Regions from separate parts of the Homo sapiens genome. Here regions 2, 3, 4 and 5 are each linked to region 1. Evidence: chromatin loops called from intact Hi-C (ENCODE). Cell type or tissue: A673. All regions are shown on one strand. Links, peaks and the distances in the headings refer to the core of each region. The heading gives the core; the rest is flanking DNA. Region 1 has its middle 32 kb from the start of TRIL. Region 2 overlaps CHN2 (chimerin 2). Region 3 overlaps PLEKHA8 (pleckstrin homology domain containing A8). Region 4 overlaps CPVL (carboxypeptidase vitellogenic like). Region 5 overlaps GARS1-DT (GARS1 divergent transcript).

Region 1 (6,400 bases), core at 545-5,544:
AATTAGCCAGGCATGGTGGCACATGCCTGTAATCCCAGCTACTAGGGAGGCTGAGGCAGGAGAATTGCTTGAACCTGGGAGGCAGAGGTTTGCAGTGAGCTGAGATAGTGTCATTGCACTCCAGCCTGGGCAACAAGAACGAAACTCCATCTCAAAAAAAAAAATTTCATAGAATGAGAAGAAAAATAAACTTGTAGTTACAACACAGTGTAAGAAACACATCTACGTAACTATAAGGTGCTAATGGGGTGAGTATCTGAGGAGTGACCCTTGAAGGGCAGCAGATTTTTTGAGAAAAATTCTGTAATAACATAGTTGTGTAGTGTTCACTCTTTGATGTTATTTCCTCTAAATTTTTCCTTCAGTGGTATTAGTGGTATTCTATTCAAGGTGAAGTCCAGTCTACTGGTAGAAGAATTAAAAACCCAGCTAGTATTTTCTAGGTACTTTGAATTGAGTGTCCCTTGAGGCATCAAATATTCTCAGAGGGCAAATGATAAGCCACACCACACCATTGCAGGATATGGGGAAGCGGATTGCAAGTCACAGAGAAGGTTAATAACAGTGTCAGATCAGTACCGTGGTTATTGATTGAAGCAACTCAATGTAGGCCAAAAGGAGTGAGCTGTGGTGTTGACTGGCAGGTTCTGGTCCTGCTTCCCTACTGTGCACCATTGACTCTGTGCTCGAGTTGCCTTCTTAGTAAAATTACAGGACTGGGCCAGATGTGGCTCCTGCACTATGGATGTTCTCAGATGCAAAAGAAGCTCTCTTCCTCAAGCCCCCTACCTGTAGATGAATGACCTTGGAATCCTGGCATTGTAAGTTTAGCTTCAGCCATCCCATCAGTTGTTATTCTGGTGCATTTAGGTTGGATTTTTAGGTGTTGGGGGAAATAGTATGAATCTCATCACCATCGTTTTCATTTATTTATATCTTATTTAGTACTACTATGTGCCAGGCACTGTTCCAAGTACTTTTCCAATATTAATTAATTTAATCTGTACAATGATGGGTACTGTTATCACACCCATTTTAGAGGGGGGACAACTGAGGTTCAAGGAGGTTAAATAACTCGCTCAAGATCAGCTGTCTAGGGAGGGGCAAAACAGGATTCAGTTTCAGGCAGGCTGGGTCTTGAATTTGTGATCATCACCCTGTACTGTCTCTGGACAGAATAATTGAATAATAATAAGACAAAGATGAAGTATGCAGTAATGACCCATTAAAATAAGATTTTTTAAAAAAAATTAAATGTGATAAGACAAGGACAGATGTGGCACATGCCTTTGGGCTAAGTCCTTTAGAAGGGAAACAAAGAATGAATCATGTACTATGGGAGAAAGAGAAGACAATGCCTACGCCCTTATGGGCCTACCAGGCTTTCTACCTGTGAGCTCATTTGCTCCTTACAAGACCCCAGGAGGTAGGTGTCATTATCATCACCATTTTACAGAGGAGGCTGAAAGACTTGTTTAAGATCACACAACTAGTAAGTGGAGGAAGCCAGGTCCCTGACTAAAGTGCCCAGAGGCTCCCTTAAGGGTGGGCTGGGGAATCCACATCAGAAGGCTCTGCCAGTCCGGGTCCTAGTGGGCAGATGCCTTGCAGTAAATGGGTCTCTGTGCTGCAGGAATCTGAAAGACCAGCTTACCTGCGGCAACACATTTCAATCACATGGAGCAGGTCTACTTAGGGGAAAGATGCACAATGCATAGGAGATGCCTGTCAACACTGAGAAGAGCTGAAGTGCTGAGGACTGAACCACACCCTCACTGGATGGAAATGCATCTACAAGCTGTGCACTCATGTTTGACCCTGGTCAAACCTTGGCACTATGAACATCTGCAGGGGATGATTCTTTGTTATTAGAGGTTGTCCTATGCATTGTAAGATGTTGAGTGACATCCCTGGCCTCTACCCACTAGGTGCTAGTATCTATGTAGTATCTATGTTCACCCCATCCCCCAAGCTGTGACAAACACAAATCTCTCCAGACAAGGCCAAATGTTCCTTGGGAGGCAAACTCCCCTCCTCCCCTCCCGGCCCCCGGTTGAGAACCACTACTTTGATCTTATACTCTGGGCTTATGAACGGTGAAAGCTTCCAGAAACTACCCTGTTCTGATGTCGAGGAGTTCAATATTCCCTAAAACTCCTCCCAACTCTCAGAAACTAAGAGAGAGAGAGAAAAAAATGATGGGTTAGCTTCTGCAGTGCAGATACTTTGCCATTCAGTTAAGTGTGTATATTTGAGGGGGTGTATGGATATGGAGAACAGGGATTGGAAAGCCTACTCACCACACTTCTTCACAATACCTCTATTTCATTCTATCTGTATGCTTATTATTTCAGCTCTTCTCATGTGCGATCAAATTCTTATTTTGCAGCATATTGCCCTCTAGCGGTCACTTCTCTTTGTAGCACACGGAAGAGAGGCACCAATACAAATCGCTTTTTAAGAATGAAACCCAGGAGGGAACTGGCTGGGGGAAGTGGACGTGGTTCCACGAGCCGGGTAACTTCTGGCTTCGCGGATTGTGAGCAGCCGGTTTCTCCTCCGAGCCGCGCCTTTTTCCTTCCCAAGCCCCACCCTTCCTCCTGCGAGCCCTCTCCTCCACGTTCCAGCACCCAGTGGCACTTTGCTTCTCCCGCCGGGATACCGGACCTCTTCTTTGCAGAGAGAATTCAAAGCTACTTCCATGTTAAACAGAAAGAGCATCCTGTGGGTAGAAATATCCGACGAGGAGCGTTTTCCGAATGCCCGGAAGGGAGTTGCTACGTGAAAAATAGACATGATGCGCTGAAAAAAATATAGATGATTTGTTGTTGCTCTTGGTTCTCAGCCGGACCTCAAAAACAACCCCAGGATTTTTTTCCTCCAAAGTGGAGCCAGCTACTTTGCAAGTGCTCCCCTTCTTTCTCCTTGCCCATCCCCAGACCATTTAGTTAACCTCAGTGGGACAGGAACCGTCCTACAAATGCATGTGTTTGTCGTCTTAAGAGCTTTGGTAAGCCTACTTAAATTTCAGACAGCTAGAGACTGTCACAGTGGCTTTCTTCTGTCGATAGGTGACATTGTGTAATTAATAACCCTATAAAGCCTTTGAGGATAGCTTTTTCTTTTAAAAATGGAAGCCCAGAGAATTAAGACAAAGAAAGCTACTCTGTGGAGTTAAACGTCATCTTCAAGGAGGAAATTTTTAAAAGTACCTCTACATCTACACGTGGGCTTCAATTATATGTCTCCAAGGTACAGCACCCAGACGTCAAACCACTCAAGCCTGGATGGTGAATTTATGATAGAGGTTGACTTCTTTGTAGAATAAGTTTTCTGTTTCCACAAAATAAAATTGTATTTAGGGGTATAAGCGCCAGAATTTCTTTTAGCAATTAATCAAAATGAATGACCAAAAAGTTTAATTCTAGACTAGAGCTATTAAATTACTTCCGAGCTATGAATGCAGTTTTGATTTTAGGCCATATCAATCCAGGAAAACACAGAACAATGAGCCTGGAGGGTCAGATACTGTGAAGAGCAAATTTGCAGAAGGCTTTTGGGTCGGCAACAGTTGGGTTTCCTTAAGATTTATAGGCTTCATAGGATAGACACACACTTCTTTATTTCTGCTCTGTATGAACACTCAGCAGATGAAGTTCCACTAACCGCTTTCCCCTGCCCCCACATTTAAAAAGCTTTCTCCTTCTCTTTTCTTTTCTATCTCTGTGAATGGCTTAAACAGCAGCCTGTGTTTTAGAACCATAAAGCGTGCATAAACGTTTCATAAAAAGAAATAGAAAAAATGGAAATCTCCAGTGTGAATATGTGTTTATAAGATTATTTAACCCCTTTTACTTTATCACCTTACTTGCTCTGACCCTGAGACCCTAGAATGACGTGGGCCTGAACCCGAATCCTCGGGTGATCAATACTACCTAAAAACAAAGGTGATGTCTATGGAGGGGCGCAAAACAAGGTTTCCCATAGGAGGACTTGCCAGTCTGATCAGTATAACTAGTGAACCCAGATAGTGTGGGTCCAGGAAGTTGGTATGACGCCAAGCTCCCCACCCTCAGAGGGCTCTGGTGTTCCCCGCTGAGGACTCGCATCCCGTTTATAGCTCTGTAGATGTAAGCAGCCAAGATGATTTGGGGGAATTTCTGTGTGACAAAGGAGACAAGAGGCTGTGGAAACCTTCCGTAACAAGTGGTTGAATTGTTTAAGGGATTTTCAAAACCCTCTAACTGGAGAAGCAGGATGAAGGCGAAAGAATACATGACTGATCATTGCTGGCTAACGTAATCAGGTGATTTGTGTTAACAATATGCCACAAAATCCCAGGAACAAAGTCTAGGTCCTGTCTTTAGCCATGTCGTGTCCACGGCAATGTGGACCTTTTATCTGATTATTGGATGGTCCACTGAAGCCATCTTTAGGAATTTAGAACCTTCATAAGAGAAGACGAGATTCAGTCTATGTGGAAGGGTGTTTTTTTTTTTTTAAAGAGGCGCTTGTAATGGTGGTGACTTTCCTTCCTTAACATTAAATGAATTACTAACTCTACATATAATCTTGTGCATTTCTGTCCTTCTTCCCTTCCTTCTTCCCTTCCTTCTTCCTCCCCTCCCTCTCCTTTTGCAGGAAAACTATATTTCAGGACTATGCCCAGCAATGATGGCTTCAAGATCACAATAAATTGTTTAGCTTTTTAGGGGATGAGAGGCAAAATGTTTAAGCACTGGAAAAAGGCACAGGCAGGGGAGATCCTGATTTTGTGAAGCCCAAAGCTCATATGATTTCTTTTAAAAAGAATATACAATTACAAATACAAAATTAGGCAGGAAAGTGAACATTTCTTTAGAATGAAAAATGATATCACAAAAAATTATTGGAGACTTGTAAGTTTAGATCCTTTTTCTCATGAAGATCTCTTTAGGCAATTTACCAAAAATGGCTGATTAGAAATGCTTTCTGATTGCAACCCAGCTTCCTCTCTTCTGGAAAACTCGATGACTCCTCACAGAACTCACAGAGGCCTGTGAGGAAGAAGGGCCTCAGGCTTCAGCTTCACTCGCTTCTCAGGAGTTTGCGTCTGGTCTCAGGTGCCACCTATTTAGAGTGGCCAGCAGCTGATAGTGGTTTATAAACATACAGGTAGGTCCTGGCCATCATAGCGTCAGGGTCCGGGAAGCAAGCAGGGCGGCTCATGGACGAGGAGAGCAGTTTGGGTGTGCAAGACAAGGTCTGGATTCAAGTCCTGCTCAGTACTTACCAGGTGGGTAAACTTGAGGTACTTTACTTCCTTCTTGGAACCTCTTTTTTTTTTTTAATCTTTTCTGTAGAACAAAGGTAATTAAAAGAGATCGGGTTGGGTGCGGTGGCTTACTCCTGTAATCCCAGCACTTTGGGAGGCCAAGGCAGGGGGGATCACTTGAGTCCAGGAGCTCAAGACTAGCCTGGGCAACATGGTGAGACCCTGTATCTACAAAAAAAAACAAAAACCAAAAACCAAAAAACAAAACAAAAAACCCACAAAAATTAGCCGGTAGTCCCAGCTACTAGGGAGACTGACATGGGAGGATTGCTTGAGCCTGGGAGGTAGAGGTTGCAGTGAGCCAAAACCGTGCCACTGCACTCTAGCCTGGGCAACAGAGCAAGAACCTATCTCAATAAATAAATAAATAAGAAATCACGTATATAAAGCACACAGCAAAGCATAGGATAAACACGCAATAAGCCTTTATCTGAGAGTGAAATGTATTTTAAAGTTTGATACTGAAAGTTATGTGTGTGTCTCTTTGCATTTGTCTCATCCCTTCCCTTCCCTTCACTGTTGACTACAAGAGACATTGGAAATCATTGAAAAATCCATTCCCTAGTTAATGTTCCCCGGCTTGCCTTTTATACTATCTGTCGGATCCAATCCATCATGTATGTAATCATATTTTACATTGGCTGCTCTATGAATAAGAAATGAGTGGAGGGTGTTTTGTTTTCTACCTCTTCCCTATCATGAGGGACTAGGTACAGGATGCAGATTTCAGCTCTACAGCTGAAGGGCGCAGATAGTAAATCATTTTACATGCCTAGGATGGAAGACAAGCTCCTTGGGGATTCTGTGATGGTGGTGGAAGAGGGGCCTTCTTCCTGATCAGCACTTTGGGTGCCAGCCTGCTCTGGTCAATGGGAAAGAATGGAAACCTTAGAATTCAACCATATCTGCCTGGGCCTGGGGTGGGATGAACTAAAAAACCAGAGCCTCAAGGTGGCTTGGGTAAAGTGCCTACTGGAATTTACACTTTCTCACAAGCATCAGAGAGATGTTAGGACACAAAAAACTCTTTTGTGCTGCAGAAGATTTTGCAATCTTTGGGTGCCAGGAAAGGTTTCAGTTTCCTTA
Region 2 (6,400 bases), core at 768-5,767, 480 kb before region 1:
AGGATGACGGCTGCATTCCAGCAGTGGCTTCTGGGTTATTTCCCATGTCTGCCTGGTAAACAAGATGCTACATTCCTACCCATTTCAGTAAACACTAGAGGTCCCCTTTTTCTGATTTAACACCACCATTTTAAAGAAGGGTAGTGTGGATTATTGGATTAAAATTAAAATGAACCTGAACTTGAATAGCTAAGCTTCCTCAGTAATGGTGACAAGTAAGGTGAGTGGGAATGAAGGACAGCAGAGGTGGCAGGGAGCTGACAGGTGGGTTCCAGTTCTTGTGGGGATGATAGCAGCTGCCGACTTAAATGCAGCACCAACATCTGCTTACCCAGCTCAAAGGCAAGGCAGCAATGAACTGCCAGCAGTACTGGAACATCCAGAGACGGGGGCGGGCTGAAGGGCAGCTCCGCGAGAAGCTCAGATCAGGCCTCAGGACTCAGCTTCTCTCTCCCCATCTCCAGGCTCTACTTTCTCCAGGCTCCATTCTCAGGCTCTATCGGGTGGCGGGAAGCCTTCAGCAGCCCAGGCTCTACTTCCTGCCTAATTGAGCCAAGCAGAAAGAGGGTGAAAGGCCTGGCTCCTGGAACTCACGGTAAAAGTCTGTTGTCTTCCCCTGGCTCTGACTTGACCACATGGTCACCCTTGAACCAACCACCCTAGCCAGGGACACGGGGTCCTTCGGCTTGGCCTTGAATCACAAATCCACCTCTGGGATTAGTGGGCAGATATGACTCCACCAGAAGCTCCTACACTGAGGTGGCTCTGGGTGGCAAAAATGACAGCTACTCACTCTGGGGGTGGGGTGGGGAGACTGCCACATCCTGATGAAATAGACACAAAGATGGTAGCTGGAGAAGCCCAGGAGAGGTAACAAAGAGGGTGATACCCAGTACGAGGCCAAAGAAGGAAAATAATAGGCTCTGCTAAAATTGTGTTTCCTCCTTCCAACCCTCCTTGTTCAATGTCACTTTGAGCTTTGAGTCTTGGTATTTCCTCTGTACGGAGAAGAGAATGAGACCCAGTCGGTGGCTCCTCATTGGCCATATATATCAGAATTGCACCTGCAGAACTGTTTCCTGATGACACAGGCCCTAGGCTTGTGTTGAAGTCTAAATTTAGGTTTGTGTACTTGGTGTGTAGTTGATGTTAAATAGTGATACACAGGTGTTTGGAGATAGAGAAATGTTTATTTGATCTGATTAAAGTAAGAAGGTGGGGAAGGCAAGATTTTAAAAATTTGTTTTAATAAAAAGTAGAAATGGGGAATTTTTAATGTGGCTAGGGAGTAAGGGAGGAGAGTTTAGGGATTTGAGGAGGAAAGTCTGTGTTTTTAAAGTTTTAGATAATATTTTAAATAACTAGAGCATTATATGTAACAGTCATTCTTTAAAAACTTCTCAAATTTATAAATCAAAAGTTCAACTTTTACTATGTCTCACTACTTTCAACTTTTTCTCCCCTTACAAAGGTCTAAAATAATAACACTCTCCTTCAACTTTTTCATCAACTCCTATAACTTTTTCCCTCCAGTTTCTTCAAAAACAAAAATACAAAAAAAGACAAACTCCCCTAATTAGAAAAACAAATCAAAAAAGTCAAGTATAATCTCACATCCCATACTCAACAAAATACCCAATTTAGGTGAGGGGCTAAGACTCCTCAAACAAGAGTCTCTATTTCAACGCTTACCAATTAAAAAACTAAGTGCCAATAGATGACCCACAGACATAATGCAAATATACTCTCCATTTCTCACCTCAAACCTATTTAATTAAAAAAAAACCTTTAATCAAGAGAACCCTAAATACTTATCCAAATTATTGTCTTTTATCTTTTTAACATATCATCCCACCTAGACTAATAAACAAACATTAATATTTTACTCACAGCCAAAAACCACCATATAATTACTAAAAAGACAAAAACAGCTCAATTTCACCTTAAAAATGAAAGTAATCACCCTAAATCTACCAACACTGTTCCTACGATTAAGCCCAACTAAAATATAAACAAGACACTACCCTGTTTTAAACATTATAAAAATTTTCTTCCAGAATAAATTATTTAAAAGTCCCATGATTAAAAAGCCTCGATGAAATTAAAAACATTCAACAACCCCAGAGGGATCCCTAAAATTAAAACTCATATAGACTCAGCCTGTTGTCCCCCCACCGCCTAGTGAGAGCCACTGGGAAGAGCTCTGAGGTCGTGCTCAGGGCAGGCGCTTGGTGGGTCAGGTCCAGAAGAATGCCTCCTCATCATAGCCTGCCCAGTCCCCATAGGTGTACAGCAGTCCCAGGTGACAGCATCATTTACCTCCTGCAGTCAAAGGTGATAAAAGTGGTGGGACAATTCCTCTCAAACACCACTCTGGAGATGTCAAAATATAAACATCTTGAAAAGCTGGGCTCTTCATCAAACTGTGGCCCACCAATGTTTGGGGATCCCCAAGATCCCTTTAGAGAGTCCATGATGTCAAAACTGATTTTATTACAGTAATTGCCTTCTGTGATTGACATTGCAACTAACCTTTAAGAAACTACCACTTGTTGAATTGTGGTCTAGTATATATTTTAAAGCCCACATTTACCTGAAAAGGCTATAAGAACACTCCTCTTTTTTCCAACTACACATCTGTGTGAGGCCAGACTTCTTCCTATACTTCAAATAAAACAATATATCCCAGGTTGAATACAGGAGCAGATGTGAGAAGCCAGCTGTCTTCTTTTAAGCCAGACACTAAAGAGATTTACAAAAATGTAAAAACAATGCCAATATTCTCATCACTTTTTTATTTGGAAAACAGTGTTATTTTTCACAAAAATATGTTATTCATACTAACACATAATAGGTTTATTACTATTATGTTGAAAGAATTAATAAATATTTTAGATTTTTCTATTTTACTTTCTAATACCATAAATATCAAGATTTAACCCACATTAACAGAAGCTCTTTGGGGTCCTCAGTAACTTTAAAGAGTATAGAGGGGTCCTGAGGCCGAGAAGTTTGAGCACTTTTGGACTAGAATTAGATTCCTGGGATGATTTTTACAAGTCCTAGGCCCGCAGAGCTGCCCACGTGCTTATGCAGAGAAGGAGCACAGGCTACAGAACAGACACCCCAAGCCACTGTGTAGCCTGATCTGTGCTATAAAACTTGAGGAAAGTGGGATGACTCAATGGATTCATTGCTGAAAAATTTGTTCTTGCACATTTTCACATCCGTTAGGTTTGGTCCTTTGTGTCATCAGCATGTAACTCTCCTTTCAGCCACAAGATGGCACTATTTGCATAGAAAATACTTTCTCGGGAGCCGTGTCTCTAAATTAGCTGTTTCCTAGAGAGATTTTGGATGGGGACAAGGAGGGTTTGGCGTTTGGCCCATCATATCCCTCCATACGCTGAATGTATTAGGATGACTTTCCTCTTCCGTTCCTCTTTGAAAACACCGATATTGAGGAACTGGTAAAAAGAGATTCTTTCTAATATCCACCCAAAGAAACCACTAGCTGACCCCTGAGAGAGGGACTAACTTTTCCTTGCCCCTTCATTAAATTCTTTAATCCCACTTCAGTTAATTGTTTCCCATCATTTATATTTCAGGCAATAATCTCGGGAAAGGAGTCATGGAAAGGGAGCAAAGCCAAACCCTGAACCAGCACAGGTAACTGTAGCCACCAGAGTTAACTGTGTGAAGAATGTTTCCCCAGAGGACTTCTCACGTGTTGTGTAAAAGTAGAGAAAGAAGGCTAGGGTCTAATTTACAACATAAAAGAGCCTCAGGAATATAAGAGGCATGGGAAGAAGTGAGACAGGTGTCCTTGAAAGAAAATGCTCCAAAATGTCTGATCACCTTTACTCTCGTCTCCCCTTCCATCTAACCCAGGTTCTCAAGCCCTGCACTTGACAATCACCTGAGGAGCCAAAAAAGACCGACAGGTGCCTTTCACCAGTGAAGACTTTGATTCCATAGGCAGGTGGGGTCAAACATGGGCATTTTTAATATATATTTTTTAATTTAATTTATTTTTTTTTTTTGATACTGAGTCTCACTCCGCCGTCCAGGCTGGAGTGCAGTGGTGTGATCTGGGCTCACTACAACCTCCGCCTTCTGAGTTCGGGTGATTCTCCTGTCTCAGCCTCCAGAGTAGCTGGGATTACAGGCATGTGCCACAGTGCCTGGCTAATTTTTTTGTATTTTTAGTAGAGATGGGGTTTCACCATGTTGGCCAGGCTGGTCTTGAACTCCTGACCTCAAGTGATCCGCCAGCCTCTGCCACCCAAAGTGCTGGGATTACAGGCATGAGCCACCAAGCCCGGCCATGGGCATTTTTTTAAAAGCTCCCAGAGTGAGTCCAACCTTCAGTCAGTTTGAGAACCACCAAGCCAACCAAATCAGCAATTGCTCAGACTGAGTGATAAATCCCAAATCATTAGGGAATTCTGGTTTAAAACAATGCTTGGCAAAACCCAGTCTCATGAGCGGATGTAATCTAAGTTAAATCCATTCTCACTGCATCCTATCCCACCCCATTTTATGACTGCGTGCAAGGGCAGCAAGTCGGCTGGTCAGCATCATCAGGGTACCTGTCACCTACTATAATAGCTAAGTTATGCTCATCTTCATTTACCCTTGAATCCTGAGAAAAGACTGGGTATGTCAGTTACATGTTATTTCCAAAGAACCTCCTGCAGAGAAAATCTATAGGTTCTTTAGACCCTGTAATGCAAGTGATCTTTTCCAGCTCCATAATGCTTTCTGCATTAACAATTCAGGTTCTTTCTTTGGCAAATGAATGCACGCCTCTGCTTGGTGAAGGACAATGGGTAACACTATGTTTGAATCTACTGTCCTGAATGAAGTCACCAAGCCTCTCCACCCCCTAGGACCAAGACCCCCTCCACAGTGGCACAGTTGTGGATCCCATCCAAAAAAAAGGCCTCAACAATCTTAACTCTAAGATAGCTGCTGAAAAGCATCCTTTTCTATCCAAGCCTCCTTGGTGTCACTGAAATACTTTCTAAGCTATTGAGCCGGGTGCCTCAGTTTCCTGTCCTGCAAAACAGAAGGGTTGCATGAGATGGTCTCCACGATTCCCCTGCTTCTCCAGACTCCTGCTGCTCCTGATGCTACAAGGAGTTGGTGGCCAGATCTTAGCCCAGTGAAGGAAGGAGCACGTGCTGAGAGACGGTGCGGGAGATGCTGAGGCACCCTCTTGGTGAATTTGAGATACGCTGTTCCTTAGGGTGAATGTGGGGCAATGTGTTACATTTTAAAAGTCACCCATCCATTTTTCATTCAATCAGTGCTTGCTTCACCGAGTGAGGTGGAGGGCGTTAGAATTAGGAAGTAGGCTGAGGAGTAGCCTCTGCCTCCCACTGATCCACCTCTGGGGAAAGAGACAGACATAGAAACCACAGATTTTTAAATGCAGGTGGGAATCAGAACTGCCTAAAGCTTAAAACACACATTGGCGGAGGGCACCCCAGAGTCCCCCACACAGTGGCTCCTGGGAACGTGCATTTCTAACCAGCCTCCCAGCTGATGTTGATGCTGCTGGTTCCCGAGGGCCATGCTTTGAGAACCACTGATCAAAACAATGACGCTGGACACAGGGTGATGAACTCTCATAAAGGTGGTGTGCAGCATGCCAGGGCGGGGAGGGGAGGGGAGGCTGAGTGTGGCAGGTTCTATTCAATAGTAGAAAAGGACAGCTGCACTGGACTCCACAGGCTGCCAGGGATGCCCATGGCACCCACCTAGCTCTCCAGCATGCCTGGCCTGGAACTGGGGAGAATGTTAACAGCTCACAGGTACCCCTCAACCAAGAGGGGACAGGAGGTGATGCGTTAAACACTCCCACTTCAATTCCTCTTAGAAGCAGTTCTACCCGGCTCCTGAGAAGGTGATCAGCTCCACAACGTGCATATACCAGCCTCTCTCCTCCTCTATTTACCTGCCCAGCTTCTCCTCCTCTCCCTGGGATGCCTTTCCAAATTCCCCATCTGTACCAAACCCCAGTCTCAGGCTTTGCTTCTCCAAGGGGCCCAGGCTTAAACAGGCTGCAAATTTCCTGTAAGGAATTTGAACTCTGTCCTAGAGAAAAAGCAAATAAGAGCTGTTGCAGAATTACAGCAACAACAATAACACTCTGATGAGCACAGAGTCACCACGGGGACACCAGCCATGAGATGCGAGCATGGCACTGGGGAGAACCACTCGGGACAGGCTCAACCTTGTATGAAGACTTCTGCCAGTAAGCGAGGGCTGGACATTCACTCCTTGGCCTGGCCACGGCCTCTGTTCAAGCACATTGTAGGGAATCATTCCTAGGCAAAGATACCGGGACAGGCCAGCAGATCACATGATGGAAACAGTGAAACAACCAATGAAA
Region 3 (6,400 bases), core at 938-5,937, 1.1 Mb before region 1:
TCAGCTCTAAAGCAGATTATTAAACATATCTGCCTTGTGAACCCAACTCCCTCCTGAAAATGACCTCTAAAGAATGTTAGGACACTAAGGGAACACAGCAGCTCTTAGCATGAAACCACCCAAAATGTTCCACTCTGATTATCATTATGGGGAAGCCAAGTGATGGCTCAAGTGCAAAAAGGGGCAGTGTAAAGTCTAAGGCTCCTTCCAGATGCTGGAAGTATTCCAGGTCACAGAACTGCAGCAATACAATAACTAGAGATGCATTTTCCAGAAAGGTAAAGGAGACAAGGCTTCTACAATGTTATTTAGGACTTCTACATATAAATGTACTATTTCCAAGGCCATTAAGACCATACAAGTTTCATGAACATTCACCTCAAACCTTACTTAAGCAGTATTTTTATTGGAAAGCTGTCTAATTATGATGAAAAGGAGGAAAATAAACTGATGCTATAACTAATTTCAGCAGTTTTACTCCTGCTTATTAAAAATCTCTTAGATGCAGTCAAAATCACAAAATTATCAAGATGTAGACAAGTGACAGGTGAACCTCAAAGGCCTAAGTCTAGATGACTAGGTCTCAAACTTCAGCATGGATTAGAATCATCTGAAAGACTTGTTAAAACACGGACTGCCAGGCCCCAGCCTCAGTGTCTGATTCAGCAGGTCTGGGGTGGAACCGGATAGTCTGCATTTCTAATGAGTTTTCAGGTGATAAAGATGCTGCTGACCTTGGAACAGCTTGAGAACCACCGATGGAGATTTTGAGACCCTAGGGAAGGTATTTATCCTCTTTAAACCTCAGTTTATTCACTGGAGAGTATTTGGAAGATTAAATAAAATATTTATCAAAAACTTAGTGTAGTAGTTACACTGGGTGCTCTGTAAGTGATAGCTGTTTTTAAATTCAACTTTAGAATTTAAAAAAGCCAACAAACTTGCCTATATATGGCATATAAATTGCACACACTCTCTTTTACCTACTCACTCACCCTCCCTCATTTCAAACAAGGTATCAGTTCTACTTATGAAGGCTGGGACTTCAAAATGAGAAAAAGGAACCATTATCCCAGAAGAAATATGCATCAAGGAGCCTACAGGTTCTGAGTAACTATTGTGTAAACATTTCTCAAAAAACCGTTTACGCAGAGCTTGTTGTGTCTGTGTCTGTGGGAGGGGAGGGTGGGTTTAACAGGGGAACTTTGGAGGGAGGGTGGGTTTAATAGGGGAACTTTATCTCCTCATACTAAGCAGCAGCAAGAAACTAGGGATTTCCACAAAGATAGGATTTAAATCATAAACACCTTCTTTGAAATAAGCCTGAACATCAGGACAAAAATGTCAAATTTACAGCCTCCCTTCTCTTTTCCATTGAAAATTGTGCCGAAGGAGAAGAGAGGGAAGAAAAAGCTGAGACTGGCTGTGATTATTGCAGTCACAAAGCAGCATTTGCCCTTCAAAGTCTCCTCTTTCTTCACAAAGTCAATACATCCCCTGGGCCCAGTCTCCAAATCAAGTACAACATTTGATGAGAAACCTTGAGGAGAAAAGGAGAGAGAAAAGTGGGCAGAATTGGGGTTGGGACTGGATAGAAATGGTATATCCTGTTTCCTTTCTATGTCTAGGGGGGTCAAAGCCCATAAGCAGCTGGGTTCCGTTCCACCCCAGCTCTTCCAGTGGGCTAAATGGGATCAGCATTGTCCTACTCCCCTTCCATAGACAGCCCTAACAAAGTAATAGCAGCATGAGACAAGCGGAGTCCACTGGGCACACAGTGCTAAACCCTGTATCTTCTGCATTTCCAACAGGTGGAGAAGTCTTTCTGCTAGCATGAAAATTCCATACTAATAAGTTAGTTTGAAGTGAAGTTTCTGGCTTGGCACCTAAGCTTTGTAAACTTTCCATTACTGATGTGGGACAAATAAGTCTTATTTTCTGGCAGGTTATTAACTTCATATATCATGATTATGATAATGATGACAAAACATCATTATCACAACAATAGATGCTAATCTTGACGACTGAGCATTGTTTTTTTGTTTGTTTGTTTGTTTTTGAGACAGGGTCTGGTCTCACTCGATTGCCCAGACTGGAGTACAGTGCCATGATCACAATTCACTGCAGCCTTGACCTCCTGGGTTCAAGCAATCTTCCCACCTCAGCCCCCTAAGTAGCTGGGACTACAGGCACGCAACACCATACTCAGCTAATTTTTGTAGAGATGGAGTTTTGCCGTGTTGCATAGGCTGGTCTCAAACTCCTGAACTCAAGTGATCCTCCTGCCTCAGTCTCCGAAAGTACAGGCATGAGCCACCACACCCGGCCACACTGAGTGTTTTGCGTACCAAATACTTCTGTAATTTTTTCACATGCACATGCACCTACTTAATATTTACAACCACCTTGTTAGGGAAATAATATCACCATTCCCATTTTATAGATGAACAAAGTGAGGATCAGAGAGGTTAAATAACTTGCCTAAGGGCAGAGCACTAATAAGTGGCAGAATCCAGAGAGCCACTCCAGAGCTCCTGATCCTACACTCCACAAGCCATAAAGCTTGACAGATACTGGCTAGGGGGCATGAGTAGACATGCTGAATATACTTTTAGTACTTGAAATCAGGACACAGAGGGGAGAATATAACTGAGACCATCCTGAAATTCAGGGATGTATGGGGAATGTAAAAATGCAGGTGGCCCAGGAATGGTGGAAAAGACCCTTTGTAGGAGAAATGTGGACCTTCAAAGCAGGGGCCTCAAAGCCACTCTGCTTCAGACCTTATGCTGGTCTTAAGCAATATTTTAATCTTACAGTTCCCTAACCTGTAAAAATGGATTGAAATGAGGATTAAGTTTATGAAGTCTACATTGTTCACAAAGTGCTATAGAAATGTCAGCTCTCATTTTTATGGCAGATCAGCAGTTGCTAGATGGGGCAGACTCGGGAAATCACGTGGGGGCAGAATTCTTGAGGACTCATGGCCCAGAGAGAGGACTAACAGAAGGAGGTAGAACCCAACTGTGACACTGAAAAAAAGCCACAGAGAACACTAGCTCCCTCTCAAACCAGAAGCATCTAATTAGTTTATGTCACAGTTCATTTTTTTCTCCACACACGCCTCATGGCCCATGCTAGAAGAATTTCCTATAGATCAATGGTGAGAGTTCAGCCACTCCATTAGAAGCACTCTAAGGATGCTCCCCAATCTCAACATTTTCCAAAACTGGTCTGATAAATGGCTCTATCCACACATCCATCCATCTACCTACCTGTCCAATGTTTATTAAGCACCTACAATGTTGCAGTCACTACTTTAAGGTGCTGGAGATATAAGATGATCTCCTCTGACCAAGCCCTTCATCCCATTTTGGCTTTATGACTAGAAACTGGGACGCACACAGCATTATATATTTGAGGAGTTACACGACGACGACGAAAACCTTTACTCTTACTCCAGAACAAATCCCTGGGATTCCCCCACGCCAACCCGCTGTTATGGTGTTCAAGCTTTTCTTTGTATACTGATTTTCAAAGACTATAATATATTTGAAGATTTAGGAAAACTAACTTCTTGATAATATTAGGTCTTCCTATTATGTTTAAGAGATGGCTTTCCACTTATTCAGCACGTCTTTAAAATATACTGATTTTTAGTAAGTTACATCTAGATTACCAGGTCATTGTCTCATAGGTACTTTTAAACAAAGCATATAAGAAGCAATGAATAATAATGAAATAAGAAAAGAAACAAAATCAAATTCTGAAAAGCAGAAATATCCCCTATACCCTGTATCCTCCTCTAGGGGTCTCCATTCCACAGTCTATTGACTCATTCAACAAAACATAAAGAACACTTACTTAGGGCTGTCTGGATATCCTTCTCCCCATTTTTCACTTCTGTCAAAAATCCCTTCAAAAATTTGAGACCTCTAAAACAAAATAAAGGAAGAAATATTATTTTCAAAGTTCACTTATGTTGAGTGGGTATAAAGAAATGGCAGACATCAGCTTCCATTTCAGTAACATCTTAGGCACAGCAGTGAATAGGTCAAATCATATGGCAGTCCTTCCTGAACCTCTTCCCTTCACTTCCCTTTAGCTTGCTCTGGAGCCCATCTTTCATCTCATCTGATATACCTAAAGAAGTGGTTTTCAAAATGTGTCCCAGGACTAGTGGCTTTAGCATCACCTGGGAATTTGCTAGAAATGCAAATTCTGGGGCCCCACCCGAGTTACTGAATCAGAAACTGTTTCCGAGTCTAGTGTTTTTAACAAGTCCTCCAGATGATTCTGATGCCACTGAAGTTGGAGAGCCACTGATTTAAAGAGAAGCCAGTTGACTTTAATGCCTTTAAGATTCCTATCTTATATATACTTATCAACAATATTTATCACCATCAAAAGAGAGGCAAAAAAAAAATAAGGTGGTATTATTCATTAGGCCTTCTAGAAAAGGCTACACAATTCAACTAGATCCTTCACTCAGAAGTAGTCTCCTTTGTGTAACAATTTTTTTTGCTGGTAATTTTTTTTGAGCTAGATTTTAACTGCTGTCCCACCCCAGCTGCCTCACCTCTTCAGCCACAAGAGGGCTTCAGTCGCTGAGTTCCTAACCTGGGCTACATCCGCCTCCACTTCGTGCAGCACTATCTTCTGGAGAGTGGTAAACTCTTCTTTGTTGGTTATATACTTCTGATTTACTTTCTGGAGGGAAAGCAGGGAAACAACCTAAGTTTAAAATGCTGAAGTTATCAAGCAACTCAGTATAGTCTGGAGACTTGTAAGTTTGGCAAGCAGGCCTCTAAGAAAATAAATTAAGCTCCTATTACCTTCTTCCTTATGTTTTCATGATAGTATTTGTTTTGGAGAATTCTATGTAGCTTAAACTGGAATTAAATAGTCTCAGGGTTTAAAGTTTTGTTCTTAAAGTTATTTTTTCTGCCTCAGAACCTCTCTCATGCTTGTCTTTGGCAGATACTTTTCACTCTGAATATAAAACTCAACAATCATTTGTTCTAATGAGACTACTTGCAACTGTTCCACCTAAATACAATAAAGAAAGGTATACCTACAGGAATTCCTAATAGTGCTTCCTCAAAGACTAGTCTCCAATGACAAAAAAGATTTTTATTGGGCACTGTATCCTCAAGAAGGTAACATTTAATCTGCATTTAAAAGGGGACCCATCCCTTATTTTACCTGGAAGAAAGAGGCTCAGAGATTTGGTGAGTTGTTGATGGTCCCACAACTACCACTGGAAATGGGCCTTTTGAGTCCCAGACCACTGACAGCTATTTTCACTATATAACCTATCTTTTAGAAAAATATAACTTATCACCATTTAAACCTAAAAAAGCACAGAATCAGTGTGGACATTAGAGTGAAACCCTACTGATCCACACGGTGCACATGAAAAGGCAGTCCTGGTTTCATTTTAAAAATGAATCTTCTACTCCCCATAAAGCTTAACTCTAGCATATAATAAAGGCTTAGTAATTCCCTTACTGAGCATTCACAGTGTGAGAAGAAAGATGCTTGCTCTCTTAAAAGAACAGTGACACATTTTTCACTTTTTGATTTATTCTGGCCAAGCACAAAAATGTTGAGAACATTTTCCTTTATTTAAAAGTTTCCACAGAGACAAACCAGTATGCTCACCTTAATATTTCCAACAAGATCCATCTTAACAGGAGCAAACACTGTAGGGCCAAGTTTGTCTAGAAGAAAAGATTAAAAACATTTCTGAAAAAGCAATTTTTAAGTGGCAATATTTTTTATAATAAAGTAATAATAAATTTAGCAGATCCCCAACAACTTTAATTTTTGCTTCCAAATCATTTATCTAAACATAATCTTCAAAAGCTCCCAGGATACTATTACCATCTTTTTCTATTACACTACTCCAAGGTGAGTTATAATGAGGCCCTAAGTGACAGGTGAGATGAAGATAATCTTATAAGTTTAGGATTCATATAGTAATCCTTAGGGCTGCACTGTCCAATATGGTAGCCACCAGATATGTGGCTAGTTAGTACTTGCAGCGTGGCTAGTACTAACCAAAATGTACTGGAAGTAAAATACGTACCAGATTAGGAAGACTGAGTATGAAAAAGAGATTGCAAAATATCTCATTAATGATTCTTTCGGTTTGTTTGTTTTTTTGAGATGGAGTCTCTCGCTCTGTCCCCAGGCTGGAGTGGAGTAGCATGATCTCGGCTCACTGCAACCTCCACCTCCCAGGTTCAAGCGATTCTCCCTCAGCCTCCCGAGTAGCTGAGATTACAGATGCCCACCACCACGCCCAGCTAATTTTTGTATTTTCAGTAGAGACGGGCTTCACCATGTTGGCCAGGCTGGTCTCGAACTCCTAATCTCAAGTCATCTGCCCACCTCA
Region 4 (6,400 bases), core at 903-5,902, 180 kb before region 1:
CCTAATCCAGCTTGCGGATTCTCTAAGAACTGTTAGGACTGCTTCCCCATCTTCTTTCCACTCTAGTCCTCCTCCCCCACTCTAGCTGGAGAACTCCAATTCCTTACTTTCCCTTCTGCTTTGTTACTTGTTTTTGACACCAGTCAGTTCCTTGTTACCCTCTGAATGTTGAGTCTTCTTTGGTAATGATCCAGATTTGTAAAAACAGGAACTAAGGGTGAGAGAAGAGATCAGATGGAAACAAAGCAAAAACCCAGTTTTTTTCTTTCTCAGGTTGCCTCTGGGCAGGTGAACAGCTATGTCTAGAATGTAGGTGGTGCTTTGGCACCGTAAACCTGTTCATGGAAAGGAATTTAGTTTGCATGCTCTACTGGTTGCCAGACTGAAGTCTGAAAACCCCCTTCATTAAACAATGACTGGACTGTTGGTTTTTGCTTTTTCCCCTTAATTAAATGAAAACCTAGCTGTGCATCCCCTGACCAGGTTATGTTCTTTTGAGTCCAGTACTGTAGCCATAAACACAACCTAAGATGATCCCAGGAGACACAACGGGAAAGAATGTCTTTAAGTGTACATGGTGTTCTGGTGAGAGTGATAGATGAAGCTTCGGGAGAAGAGGGGCAGAGATGAAAAAACGGTACCCACAGATGGGTACCACCATGTGGCAGCCAAGATAGATTGTTCCAAGAACCTCTTACCAGGAAGCCCACATGCAGAGCCAGATATCTGAGGCTTCTGGCTATAAATTATGGAGTCACACCAGTTTGGGTGAAGGAGATAAAGCAGGTGTGACAAGAAGAAGCAGTGGTCACTGAGACACATTTGGCAGAGATATTAGTTCATTGTCTGTCATAGGGAAGCAGCTGATATTGTCACCAGGGGAGAAATGACCCCTTTAAAAAACTGAAGGTAGAGAAAATAAGAGATCCAGGAAGGATGGCACACTTGTCATATCCTCTGAGTATTTTTTGGGGGGATGCTGTTTCTTAAATTAGTTTTGTTTTCCTGTTATTGCTGTGAGACTGCCCTGTTATTGTATACAAATCAGTGCAGAATAAATTCCAGAACTTGAAATTGGTGTGCAGTGGGAATACAACCTGCAAGAGAAAGGAGTAGGCATTTTGCATGGGATAAAAAGTATAAGGAAACTAGCAGAAATGTAGCAGTTATAGCTGCTGGTAATTGAACACTGACTATGTGCTAGGCACTGTGCATTTTCTTATCTAATCCTTACCTGAACCCCATGAGGAAGGAATTGTTATCCTCATTTTATAGATGAAGAGATTAAATAATCAGCCCCAAGTTACTCAACTAGAAATTGGCAGAACTGGAATATAAAATTAGGCCTCCGATGTGGAAATCCTTGAGCTTGGCCGTCATGTGTTAGATCCAGAGAAAACGAGTCATGGAAGGCACTTGAGTATAGTGGCCAAGACTACAGTCTCTTCGGTAAGTCAGGCTTGGATAGAAATCTTGGCTTCGCTGCTTAAGCTAAAGGTGACCTTGGGGAATTTCTTAGTGTCTCTGAGCACTGGTTTCCTCATTTTAAAATGGGGACCAAAATACCTACTTGGCAATGGTTTTGAGACAGAAGAGATAATAAGGGAAAGCATTAGAGTGGCACCTAAAACATAGTAACTATAGTTGCTATTGTCATTATTTCATTATGATTACGATTATTATGGTTATTATTACTTTTAAAATTATTAACACAAATAATGTCAAGAACTAAACCAGTCACAATTTGAGAGGTTACAGATGACAGCAAATAGAGGGAAATTGTAAATTAGAAGGACCTGAACCCCAGCCATCAAGGTGGATTAATTGCTACCAGGTCAGGAAATTACTAAGTGAAATTGGGATTTTTTTGCACTGAAGAAGATAAAAAAGACATAGAGATTATTACTCTTTAAAGTCAGCATCCTTCTCATTGGAAAAAAAATAGCTAGTATTGGACTTTGCCTTATAGATGTAGGAACATAGATAATTCATTGGACACATTTAGCCAAAACCTGCAGATCAGTTACCTCAAATGCCATGGAGCCAAAACCTGGGGCATTTAGAGTCAGGCCTAGGCCCCTTCACGGAGGACCCCACCTTGATCCTCAGGCCAAGAGGAAAGGCCCAGATTCCTGGATTTGAGAATCTAGTGTCTATGAAAGATCAGGATTACACTGCTGAGGCCCGTGAGGTGCTGGGGCAACCTACAGGAAGGGCTCCCTCTCAGGATCCTGCAGGCTGGGCCCTGCTGAATCAGATACTAGGATGATCAGATAGCACAATCAGCAGTCAATTGGAGAGAAAATGAACCGCTCTAATGCTCCTGGTCCAAAACAAAAGGCGTTCTCTCTGGCAGTAGAAGAGCATGTCCCAGAGGTGCCTGGAAGCCAACAGAACAGCCCTTCCTGGGGGTGAAGGCGTGGAATCAGGCCCCACCATACTTCAGCATGGTGCCATGTACACTCCCTCATCTGCACATCTGAACTTCTCCAGTAACACAGTTAATGTGGAAGAGGACAGGAATTCCCAAATGTGCTACTGCTCACCAGAAATACCTGGAGAGCTTTGGAAATATGACAGATCTCCCAGCTCATTGTCTAGCTGCACCCAGCAGAGATTCTGATTCTGCAGATCTGGAGAGGGCCCAGGGATCAGTGTTTGTAATGTGCTCCACAGTGGTCCCAGTGCAGCCAGTCAATGGGCTGGAATTTGGGAAAAGAGATCTAGAGGTTTGGATACAGGGATTCTAATTCCAAGTCTGCGATTCCCGGCTGTATAACTTGGGAGATGGCATTCGTATTCTCTGGGCCTCAGTTCTCTCATTTAGAAATAAAGATGTTAAACCTAGTGGATTGCTAAGGCTCCATCCCAGCATTACATTCTGTGGTTCTATAGTTAAGTATAAAAATATCCAGTAACTCCAAATCAGGATGTGGATTGAATGAAGGAGCCCTTGAACGTGTGGCCTGTGTGGTAGCCAGCCTTCAGGCTAGTTCCCAGTGCTCTTCATTCATCCCTTGGTGTATGTGCCCTTGGGCAGTCCCCTCCCATACTGAATCAAGGCTGGCTTTGTGACCAACATGCTAGCAGAAATGATGATGTTTGACTTCCACGGCTACCTTATAAAGGGCAATATTACTTGTGCCTTGGTCTCTTGAATCTTTCAGTCTGAGGAAAGGATGCCATGTTGGGAGGGCACTCAAACAGCCCCATGGCTGAGCCTCTGTGGAGAGGAAGTGAGGCCTCCACCCTCCAGTGGGTACCAACCTTGGAAGAGGTTCATCTAGTACCAGTCAATCCTTCTGATGACTGCAGCTCTGGCTGATTCCTTGACCACAGTTTATGGGAGACCCTGTGCCAGAACTGCCCAGCCAGACACCCTCAAATTTCTGACCCACAGGAATCCCGAGAGATCAAAAATTATTATTGTTGTCTTAAGCCATTAAGTTTTGGAGAGATGTTGTGCGGCATTAGATAACTAACATAGCTTCTTGTCTTGTACTTCTAGGCTGTGGCTGTGAGATCTTGTGACAACTAGCATATACTCCCTGCCTGGGGGAAGGATGAGGACATAAGGAGTGGGGATTACTATGCGAGCTACTTTTAATTTTTGTTTTTTTTTGCCTCTCAGCTCCAATTCTACCCTCTTCCCTGTTCTGCCATAGTAGAGCTCTCAGCATTTCTCCTTTGCAGCAAGCACAATATTAAGCTTTGTCAGTAGAGGGTGCTGGAGAGACATTGCAGGAGGAATTTGTCTTCTCTTTCTGTGCCTATGTCCTGCCTTTGGCTTTTTCTTGGCCCCACTGCCTAGTCTGTCAGCAGTGTGTTGAGGTGGGGGGTGGGGACATCCAGTGACACTCTGCCTTAGCTATGCACCCAGACCACCAAGACTCTTAGCAAGATGATATCCCTGGCTCTGTCCAGGTGATCACCTGGCTGTGGCCCTCCCAGTATGAACACAATATACCCTAGGCCTTGCCGGTGAGCAGGCTCCCTACAGCCCTGCTCTCTCTGCAGCCCTCTCACTAGCCTTGGCCATTTGCACCCCAGAGGGTCGTTCCCTTGTCCCTCCCAGTGTGGACACCGTGTGCTCCAGGCTGTGTGCAACCTTTCAGGCAAGCAGGCTCCCAGCCTCCTGAGTCTCTCTGTGTCCACCTGCCAGTCACAGCCCACCTGTTCCTATTTACCCAAGGATGGTTGACCAGCTTTGGACCAGGGTACTCAGTGAACTTCTCAGCTACTCAGAAGGCTGCAACCATACCTTCTCCACCGAGGTCTGGACAGCAGCCTTGGGAAGGGTCCCCTCCCTAACTTATGGGCTTGTCCATCTGTGAGCACTCTCCCTAGCCCAGGGCATTCTTTGGAATTCTCTTTGTATATGTATGTTTAGTTCTCTGTAATAATGAATACTTCTAGGTATTAACATTTCCTTGTTCCTTAGTGGACATAGGAAGCCTACCCAGCATTCTGGTCTTTGGCCAACACTGAGGATGTGGCTGTGGGAGAACAGGCCCCTCTGGTGTTTCATCTTCACTTTTGCCCAAGGGTGTCTGTGATACCCATGGCTGGCTGGGGCCAGAGTAAACACTGGAACTTGTAACAGAATTAAAGGTGAATGTTTCCAAGTAAAAAAATAAATTAAATAAAAAATTAAAATGACTCTGTGGTTTTTGACTTCTGATTGGGCCTTAACTGATGCAGGTACCATTCTAAATCTTTCTCCAGCCCTGAGACACCAAGGGCTGGACATGTGGTCTGGCCTAAGGAACGAGTAATAGAAAAGCCTCGGGAGGAAAGGCAGTCAGTCTTTCTGTCTCAGCCCTATTCTGTCTGAGACCACAGGATTCCCTCATCTGTGCTTCATTCTTCTCCCTTGACAGATCAACATGCTTTGCTTCTCCAGGCACTCGGCCAAGTATGGCCAACCTTTCATTTCCAAGTTTACCTGTCCTTGCATCATGTAGCCAGCAGAGATTAACTAGCACCCATGGCTGCCACAGTCTGGATCACGTCTTCTTCCTTGGTCCAGTCAGCTGAGACTGAAGGTGCTGGGTATTAGCCATGATATAAACATGGCTAGCAGGCTAGCCATGGATGAATGGAGACTCATTTCTTAGAGAAGGGGACATGGACTGGACAGATTTATTAAAATATATCTCAAAATGTATCTAACACAGGTGGATACAAATCCACCAGCAGTGCAACAAAGATTTGGAGATCACAGATAATTGTCTTCTTCAAACTGACTCTATTTATCTTCTCTTTGCTACGTACTTAATGGCATCAGAGATATAGAAGAATAGAGGGTGTCAGAGACAAAATAAAAAGAAAGTAGCTTAAGGTGATGTTATAGATCACCACCCATAGGTATAGGTATATTTGAACACTCTGCAGAAACTTTTGCATGCCTGATTTCCTTTGTGGAAATGAAATAACATAGAGAGAAAGTAACTAACTTTTGCATCAAGAAGGGAAAGTAAGGTGTCTTCTCCACACCTCCCTGCATCCGCCCACTTCCCTATTCCTTATAAAGTATAACTTTCTGGCAGGAGGCACAAAGAGAATAGCCATAACTATCTCATGAAGGAATGAGCCAGGTAGAAAGGTTAGGAAGGAGAAAGTTAGGATTCTAATGGGGTGTAAGCTGGTACAAATCAATGAGACAAGCCAAAACTTGATGAGAGTCAGGAGCTTCGGAATGATGCAAGAAGGCCTCAAAACAAAAAAAGATTTTGAGGCTGGGTGCAGTGGCTCATGCCTATAATCCCAGTACGTTGGGAGGCCAAAGCAGGTGGATCACTTGAGGTCAGAAGTTCGAGACCAGCCTGGCCAACATGGTGCAACCCCGTCTCTAATAAAAATACAAAAATTAGCCAGGGGCTGTGGCAGGTACCTGTAATCCCAGCCACTCCAGAGGCTGAGGCAGGAGAATCGCTTGCACTGGGAAGGTGGAGGTTGCAGTGAGCCAAGTCGTGCCATTGCACTCCAGCCTGGGTAACAAGAGTGAGACTCCATCTCAAAAACAAAAAACAAAAAAGATTTTGAAAAAATTAATTTTCTGTATGATGGTGCCATGGCAGCAGTCATAGTAAAGGAAGATTTGGTGAGTAGTCAACACCAACCACTTGAAATAAAATTTCTTTGAAAAACATGAATGTCTTTAGCAACTTGTGTGTATGTGTTGAGTGTGTGTGTGTAGAATTAAAATGTTATGTACCTATTTAACAATTCTAGTCACAAAATTAATTGCTTTAAATAAAAAGCTCTGCCTTGATTAATACCATTAGTGTAGCAGCTAAAGTATTAGCTGAACTGGGATCTGTATGGCAAAATGGGAGTCCATTTAAACATACTTGTGGGAATTTAAAGACATTTACTTGGGGTACTAATGACTTCAATT
Region 5 (6,400 bases), core at 760-5,759, 1.6 Mb before region 1:
ATTTACAAGGAGAAGTGAAGAAATAAGTAAATTAGAGAGCTAGAAGGATGGAAGTTTACAGTTAGAGAGAGTGGGATGTTGAAGGTAATACTGGTTGCATATTTCTTATCCAAAATGCTTGGGACCAGAAGTGTTTCAGATTTCAGATGTTTTCAGATTTTGGAATATTTGCATTATACAGGTTCAGCACCCCTAATCTGAAAACGTGAAATCCAAAATTCTCCAATGATTGTTTCCTTTGAGCATCACAATGGTGCTCAAAAGGTTTTGGATTTTAGAGCATTTCAAATTTCAGATTTTCAGATTAGGGATAATAAACCTATATCTCAGAAACGGTACATTTCTGAATAATGACAAATTGTCATTATTTGCCATGAGAATTGTCATTAATGTGGGTGGAGATGGGGATGATTGTAGGTCAAGAGACTGAAGCAATAGGGTAGGCTTGGGTGTTAGTACGGCCCTTCATGGGAATGTGTTGATGTCATCCAGGGTCACGGGAGGCTTCTGAGTGGGAAGGAAGCTGAGAGCCTATGATTACGGTCTTCACTGATGAAGGCAGACAGTAGGAGGTTGGCAGATGGTGGGCACTGACTAGACTGGAAGTGCCAAGAACTTCAGTGGAGCAAGGTTTTACCCAAGACACAGAGGTTGTGGTCTAGAGCAGCCCAGGGATGAAGGATCACCCATTGGAGAGGACTGTGGGGAAAGCAGAGTCCTGGGAGATGAACCAAGCATCAGTTGAGGCTGGAACAGTTAAAATGTATACATCAAATTCTCTCCAAGGACACTGTACCCTTGGCTGAAAATTCCCTCCTTAGTCTACTTCCCATCCCAAATTCTACCCATCCACACTGTGGCATCCTAGGTCTCTCTAGCAGCTGAACAGGCAGGCCTCTGTAACAACTGTTTCAGCGCTGACTGAGTGGTTAAGTTAAATATTAAAAGTTGAAAGAGCCAGTAACCTTATACAAAGGCTGGAATAGAACAAAAGCCCACCACAAGTTTTTGCCTAAGTCTTTCCTGTGCCTTGAACCATGACAAGAGGAGGAAGGAATTCTTAACCAGACCCATTTAGGATTAAGTAAGTTTTTATTGGCTGGGTACGGTGGCTCACACCTATAATCTCAGCACTTTGGGAGGCTGAGGCAGGCAGATCACCTGAGGTCAGGAGTTTGAGACCAGCCTCCTGGCCAACATGGTGAAACTCTGTCTCTACTAAAAGTACCAAAATGAGCCAAGCATGGTGGCGGGAGCCTGTAGTCCCAACTACTCAGGAGGCTGGGGCAGGAGAATCGCTTGAACCCAGAAAGCGGAGGTTGCAGTGACCTGGGATCACACCACTGCACTTCAGCCTGGGCAACAGAGTGAGACTCCATCTCAAAAAAAAAAAAAAAGAAAAGAAAAGTTTTTACTGGGGGTCTGAAGACACAAGTTTTATTGGAGGTCTAAATGAACTCCTCAAACCTCCGTGATTTAGCAGGAGATGTGATAAGGGTAATCACCCCAGCACTTGGACCCATCTAGATTCAATACATTTACTGAGGCTCCAGAAGAAGGTCTTCACACCTTAGTTATGGATTAGAAGAAGTTAATCACTTACGTCTTTAGATGAATGCACACTTACATGTAGACATATGGCTTAGAAGGTATATAAACCCTGGAAAGCTTTGTAATTTTGAGTTAGTCTGGTGATATATTCCAGGCCTTCTCCCTGTACCCGGTTACAAAAATAAACTTCCTTCCTTCCCAGTTCAACTGCATCTTGTTATTGGGCCGCGAGAATCAGCAGCCTGACCCTCGGCTTGGACCAGGAACAACATGGTCTGAGAGAGCTCATCCCATGTTCCAAAGGGAGATTAAATGACAAATTAAGATACCCCAATAATAAAATGCCAACAATAAGATGCCCTACAGTGTAATAGAAACAATGTACCATTATGAAATTCCCAGTAGGAAATGAAAGCTCAAAGACTAAATTCACTTGCCATTTCAAGATAAAAAGAAAATTTCAGGTCCAAACTTTTTTCCTGCCTCAATTTCATATTCTGATCAGGCTCAGCCAGAGGATGTCTCAGTATTTAGACAGAGTGGAGGTTCCTGCGGCACCATCCTGGAGAGGTGTAACATTCTTTGGGTGGAAAAGGTGAACTCTGCTCTCATATGCTATCTACTTAAAGAGTCTGGAATTAATAGGGCACCAAAGATGATCACAGCTCTGTCTCCACATCCACCAAATTTAGAAACCAAATCTGATAACTAAGTCATTTATCAGAGACTCAGTGGTACCCAAGTGAGGAAGGGCCACTGGAGACAATCTTGTTTTTTTCACCGGGGCTGGAGTGCAGTGGCGCGATCTCGGCTCACTGCAAGCCCCGCCTCCCGGGTTCACGCCATTCTCCTGCCTCAGCCTCCCGAGTAGCCCGGACTATAGGGGCCTGCCACCATGTCCAGCTAATTTTTTGTATTTTTAGTAGAGACGAGGTTTCACCGTGTTAGCCAGGATGGTCTCGATTTCCTGACTTCATGATCCACCTGCCTCGGCCTCCCAAAGTGCTGGGATTACAGGCTTTAGCTACGGCGCCCGGCCATTCCCCTCCCTTTTCTGCTAGGCTCACTGAACTATTAACGAGCAAAAAGTAAACTTCCCTTTTCTTTGAGTTATTATACATTTGGGGTCTATTTGTTAGAGCAATGCGCTTGCCCTACTATACTCTCCCTGGGCCTTGTATGATGAAATTGGTAACAGCCACAAAAACTGCATCTGGGACACAGAAGGTGGTAGAGGGGAAAATAATCTGACTGACAAAGATTCTGTTTATAGGTGACTTTTTAGGATTGTGGAGTTAGGCAAAGCTGGGATCACTCACACAGCCTGATAGGGGATTTTCCTACGTGGGTGGGCTGACCTGGTGGTCCTGGTTACACTGCCCACCAGCCTTCTGGTGTCTCTACTAGGAGTAAGGTGCCTTCTCTTTCTCCTCCAGGACCCCACACCTCCAGACCCTGCTGAGGGAGGGCCACCCATTTCTAGTCCCAGCTCCTACTCTAACTATCTGTGTGACCTTAAACAAGGCCTTTCCCCTCTCTGGCCTCAGTATCCGCCTCTGAATAATGGGGCTGGGCCTGCCGACCTTCTGGCCCTTTTCTGCTCTGTGAGTTTGTGAACTTGTGATAGGGAGACAGGAGTCCTAGGAAGGAAATGGAACTGGTGATAGGGAGACAAGAGTCCTAGGAAGGAAATGGAACTTGTGATAGGGAGACAAGAGTCCTAGGAAATGGAAGGAGAGCACGTTTCACTCTGTCCAGCAGAGGGCAGCAGCTACCCACAAATCAACAGCTGAGCAAGGCCAGGGCTGTGTGGGAGCTATGCACAGGTTCTGCCTCCAGAAGCCTTCAGTGCCTGCCTCTGAGCCAGAGGGTTCCAAGCAGAAGAGGTCCCGCCCCCGGAGAGGGACCTCAGAGAGGTCCTCCAAGCCCCTCTCAGCTCTTACTTACGGCATCCCAGATGCCCTATTCCTCTTCTGCAGAGAGAAGGTGGTTCAGCCACTAAATGGTGCTGGGACCTCGCAGTTTGGTGGGAAGGAGGAAGCTTACTCAAGCAAGGAATATGAGACAGGCAAAAACCCACGCATAAGCCAAAAGCCCCTCCAAAGCGAGGTGTTGTTCCAGGCTGACAAGTGTCCAGCAGGGTGGACTTCAGACTCCCTGTTAGGAACTGAATTGTGTCCCCCAAAAAGAGAAAGTCACCCCAGGGTATGACCTAATTCAGGAAAGGTCATTGCAGATGCATTTAATTAAATGAAGATGAGCTCATGCTGGAGTAGGGTGGACTCTGAACCCAGTGGGACAAGCGTCCTTATTAAGAAGAGGGAAATCTGGACACACACAGAGCAGAGACCGCCGTGTGAAGATGGAGGCAGAGATCGGAGAGATGCTGCCACACGCCACAAATGCCTGGGGCTCCCAGAAACTACACGGAGCCTCCCCCAGCGGCTTCAGCAGGAGCATGGCTCGGCCAACACTTTGATCTTGGTCTTCCAGCCTCCAGAACGGTGAGTCGGTGAGTTTCTGTGGTTTAGGCCCCCCAGTTGTGGTTGTTTCTTACGGCAGCCCCAAGAAACCAATACACTCCCCCGTCCACTTTCCACGGCAGAGTTTGGGCGTCACTGAATCCCACCTCCACAGCAGGTTTTGCTTGGACTGCACAGTATTTATTGATGCTGCTGTTGGTTTTAATTTCTAATGTGTGTGCCTGTAGCTGTACCACTCCTCCTGATGACTCACCTGGCTCCTGCGGGCATCTGAGATGTGGTTTCTGCTCCACACTTCCTGGGGGAGCAGAGGAACTCCTCAGCCTCCTCTCAAACTTCTCTCAGGTTGTGCTGTTCACTCCCTCCCCAGGCTTCCGGTCCACACGGACAGCTCTGACCCCGAGAAGATTCTTTGTCTTAGACAAACATCTGCCTCCCTGTAACTTCGGTTCACCGATACTTGCTCTGCACTCCAGGGCCATACAGAACCCCTCTGCTCCCTCTGCCCTTAGCCATTGGCTCCTAGGAGACACTAGCTTGTCCGGCCGTCGCTTTAAACTGTCTAGTTCCAACTCCCTCAGAACTTCCTCAGTGATGCAGTTTCCTGACGGTCATATTGCCTGGATAAGCTCCAGTATGTTCAACTCCCTCTGTGGTTCAGCAACCAGGACTAAACAGGATTCACCTGATGCACATTCTAACCAGAGTCAAGAGGGCAGAAGCATCGCCTCCTGCGTTCCAAGCTCAATATCTCAATTGTAATCCCCACATGTCAAGGGAGGGGCTTGGTGGGAGGTGATTGGATCATGGGGGTGGTTTGCCCCATGCTGTTCTCATAATAGTGAGGGGTTTCTCACGAGATCTGATGGTTTTATAAGGGGCTCTTTCCCCTTTGTGCACCCTCTCTCTTTCCTGCTTCCTTGTGAAGAAGGTACTTGCTTCTCTTTCTCCTGCCAAAGCATGACCTTATAATTGTAAGTTTCCGGAGGCCTCCCCAGCCATGCGGAACTGTGAGTCAATGAAACCTCTTTCTTTTATAAGTGACCCAGTCTTGGGTATTTCTTTATAGCAGTGTGAAAATGGACTAACACAGATATTTGGCAGGCATCCAGTAGTCTTCGATAAACACAACCACCATCTAGTGGCCAGAACAGCCTTATCGGACCCCACTGTCTGCAATGAAAAGCTGTTCCTTTCCTCATCCTTTACAGGGCCAAGCACCCAGCATCCTGGGACAGTGGCCCCGTGTGCCCAGCTTTGAGGATGAGCTCATGCCTGGTTGCTCTGGGTGGAGAGAGGGAAGAGTTGAATCAACATCCATATGTATAAATCTCCTTTTGTGCATTTAGAATCACGTCCTTAGAATAAATTGCGATCAGTGGCATTACTGAAGCAAATTGTATCAAAAATGCAAAAAAGACCCATTTTTCCAAATTGTTTTCTAACAAGGAAGTCATATTGTTTGCTTTTTGATACTGTTCTTTAGAAAACGATGCATGAGAGTTTTACATTTCATATAGTGTGTTCTATTTATTTTATACTTTGCAATTTCTGTAATTTTTAAGCACTGTTCTTCCCATACTAGAGGCTCTGCTCTAACTATTCAACTTTTGTTTGTCCTAGTTTTCCTAAAATTCCCTTTTCCACTGGTGTGTGGTGCAAGATGAGGCACATTTTCCATGGATGGTGAACAGAGGGAGGAGCCTTTTGATCACAACCAGGTCACCCCACTTCTAAGCCACTGTGCCTCCAGCCCCACAAGACTAAGGAGAGAGAGCGCAGCGTGGTGGAGAGTGAGCTGTGCTGGGACCATTGTTTCCGTAACCTCGTTTTCTGTGTCCAGCTGACACACCTTCAAAGTGGCATCAGGTCCTAAACTGTAGCTTGCAATGTGCCTGTTTCCAGAAACCAAGGTGAAAGTGCTTTTAGACAGTGTTCCCATGCAAGAGTCCCTTCCCAGCTTTTTTCTGGAAATGCATGTTTCTCTGAACTCTGAGTCCCAAGAAAAATCACTTGAGACACCAAGAAAATGGGGGAAGTGCTAAAATTGTGTGGGAATTCAAGCTTAACAATAAACATCAAGACATTTTTGATAAAAATGAATCCACTGACATCGGGGAGGAGCAAGAGAACAGCACGCTGACACTGGGTCAGAGGCTAAGACCGACATTTCTGGGAACCACTCCCGGAAGGGCACAGAGGAGACGCTTTCAGCCTCTCATCAGCCAGCCTGGCCTGTAGCTGCTGCACGTTATGAGTGTGTTCCTGGCATGACTGCTTCTAACAGTGAGTTTTCTGGCAAATCAAATAAATACTAATAAGTCTGTATGCACATTATACTTTATACAAATCCTATGAGTGATGTT

What was found. Hi-C counts contacts between places; a loop is a spot of excess contacts. Peaks named below come from ENCODE experiments on the same cell type or tissue, not always from the same donor. Only the 100,000 strongest peaks of a DNase experiment are listed, where the experiment ranks them.
Region 2: it touches region 1 in a loop (7-fold over the local background); 105 of 110 quality-filtered maps call a loop at or near these places.
Region 3: it touches region 1 in a loop (4-fold over the local background); 9 of 110 quality-filtered maps call a loop at or near these places.
Region 4: it touches region 1 in a loop (6-fold over the local background); 109 of 110 quality-filtered maps call a loop at or near these places.
Region 5: a loop joins it to region 1, with 5 times the contacts of the local background. A loop is called at or near these places in 4 of 110 quality-filtered maps.

Annotation. Positions count from the first base shown.
Region 1 is chr7:28,923,209-28,929,608 of GRCh38, reverse strand. No RefSeq gene overlaps it. Among named protein-coding and RNA genes, the nearest start is that of TRIL, 32 kb to the left of the region's middle. In A673, for the core only: a CTCF peak has its summit at 2,420 (motif pointing left); a DNase peak (open chromatin) is centred at 2,458; H3K4me3 peaks cover 712 bases; H3K27ac peaks cover 804 bases.
Region 2 is chr7:29,405,833-29,412,232 of GRCh38, reverse strand. The region is part of intron 6 of CHN2 (chimerin 2); the gene reads right to left. Among named protein-coding and RNA genes, the nearest start is that of PRR15-DT, 150 kb to the left of the region's middle. In A673, for the core only: CTCF peaks have their summits at 3,075 and 3,275 (motif pointing right); a DNase peak (open chromatin) is centred at 3,292; H3K27ac peaks cover 2,977 bases.
Region 3 is chr7:30,060,207-30,066,606 of GRCh38, reverse strand. PLEKHA8 (pleckstrin homology domain containing A8) reads right to left here. Exons shown (of 14, transcript NM_001197026.2): 10 at 5,665-5,723; 11 at 4,580-4,710; 12 at 3,865-3,935. Among named protein-coding and RNA genes, the nearest start is that of PLEKHA8, 35 kb to the right of the region's middle. In A673, for the core only: CTCF peaks have their summits at 3,808 and 4,563 (motif pointing right); a DNase peak (open chromatin) is centred at 3,826.
Region 4 is chr7:29,103,897-29,110,296 of GRCh38, reverse strand. All of the region lies in intron 3 of CPVL (carboxypeptidase vitellogenic like), which reads left to right. Among named protein-coding and RNA genes, the nearest start is that of CPVL-AS1, 27 kb to the right of the region's middle. In A673, for the core only: a CTCF peak has its summit at 3,717 (motif pointing right); a DNase peak (open chromatin) is centred at 3,756.
Region 5 is chr7:30,561,386-30,567,785 of GRCh38, reverse strand. GARS1-DT (GARS1 divergent transcript) reads left to right here. Exons shown (of 7, transcript NR_038889.1): 4 at 3,788-4,055; 5 at 5,658-6,320. Among named protein-coding and RNA genes, the nearest start is that of GARS1-DT, 13 kb to the left of the region's middle. RefSeq lists an enhancer at 3,158-3,207. In A673, for the core only: CTCF peaks have their summits at 3,296 (motif pointing right) and 5,164 (motif pointing left); a DNase peak (open chromatin) is centred at 3,345.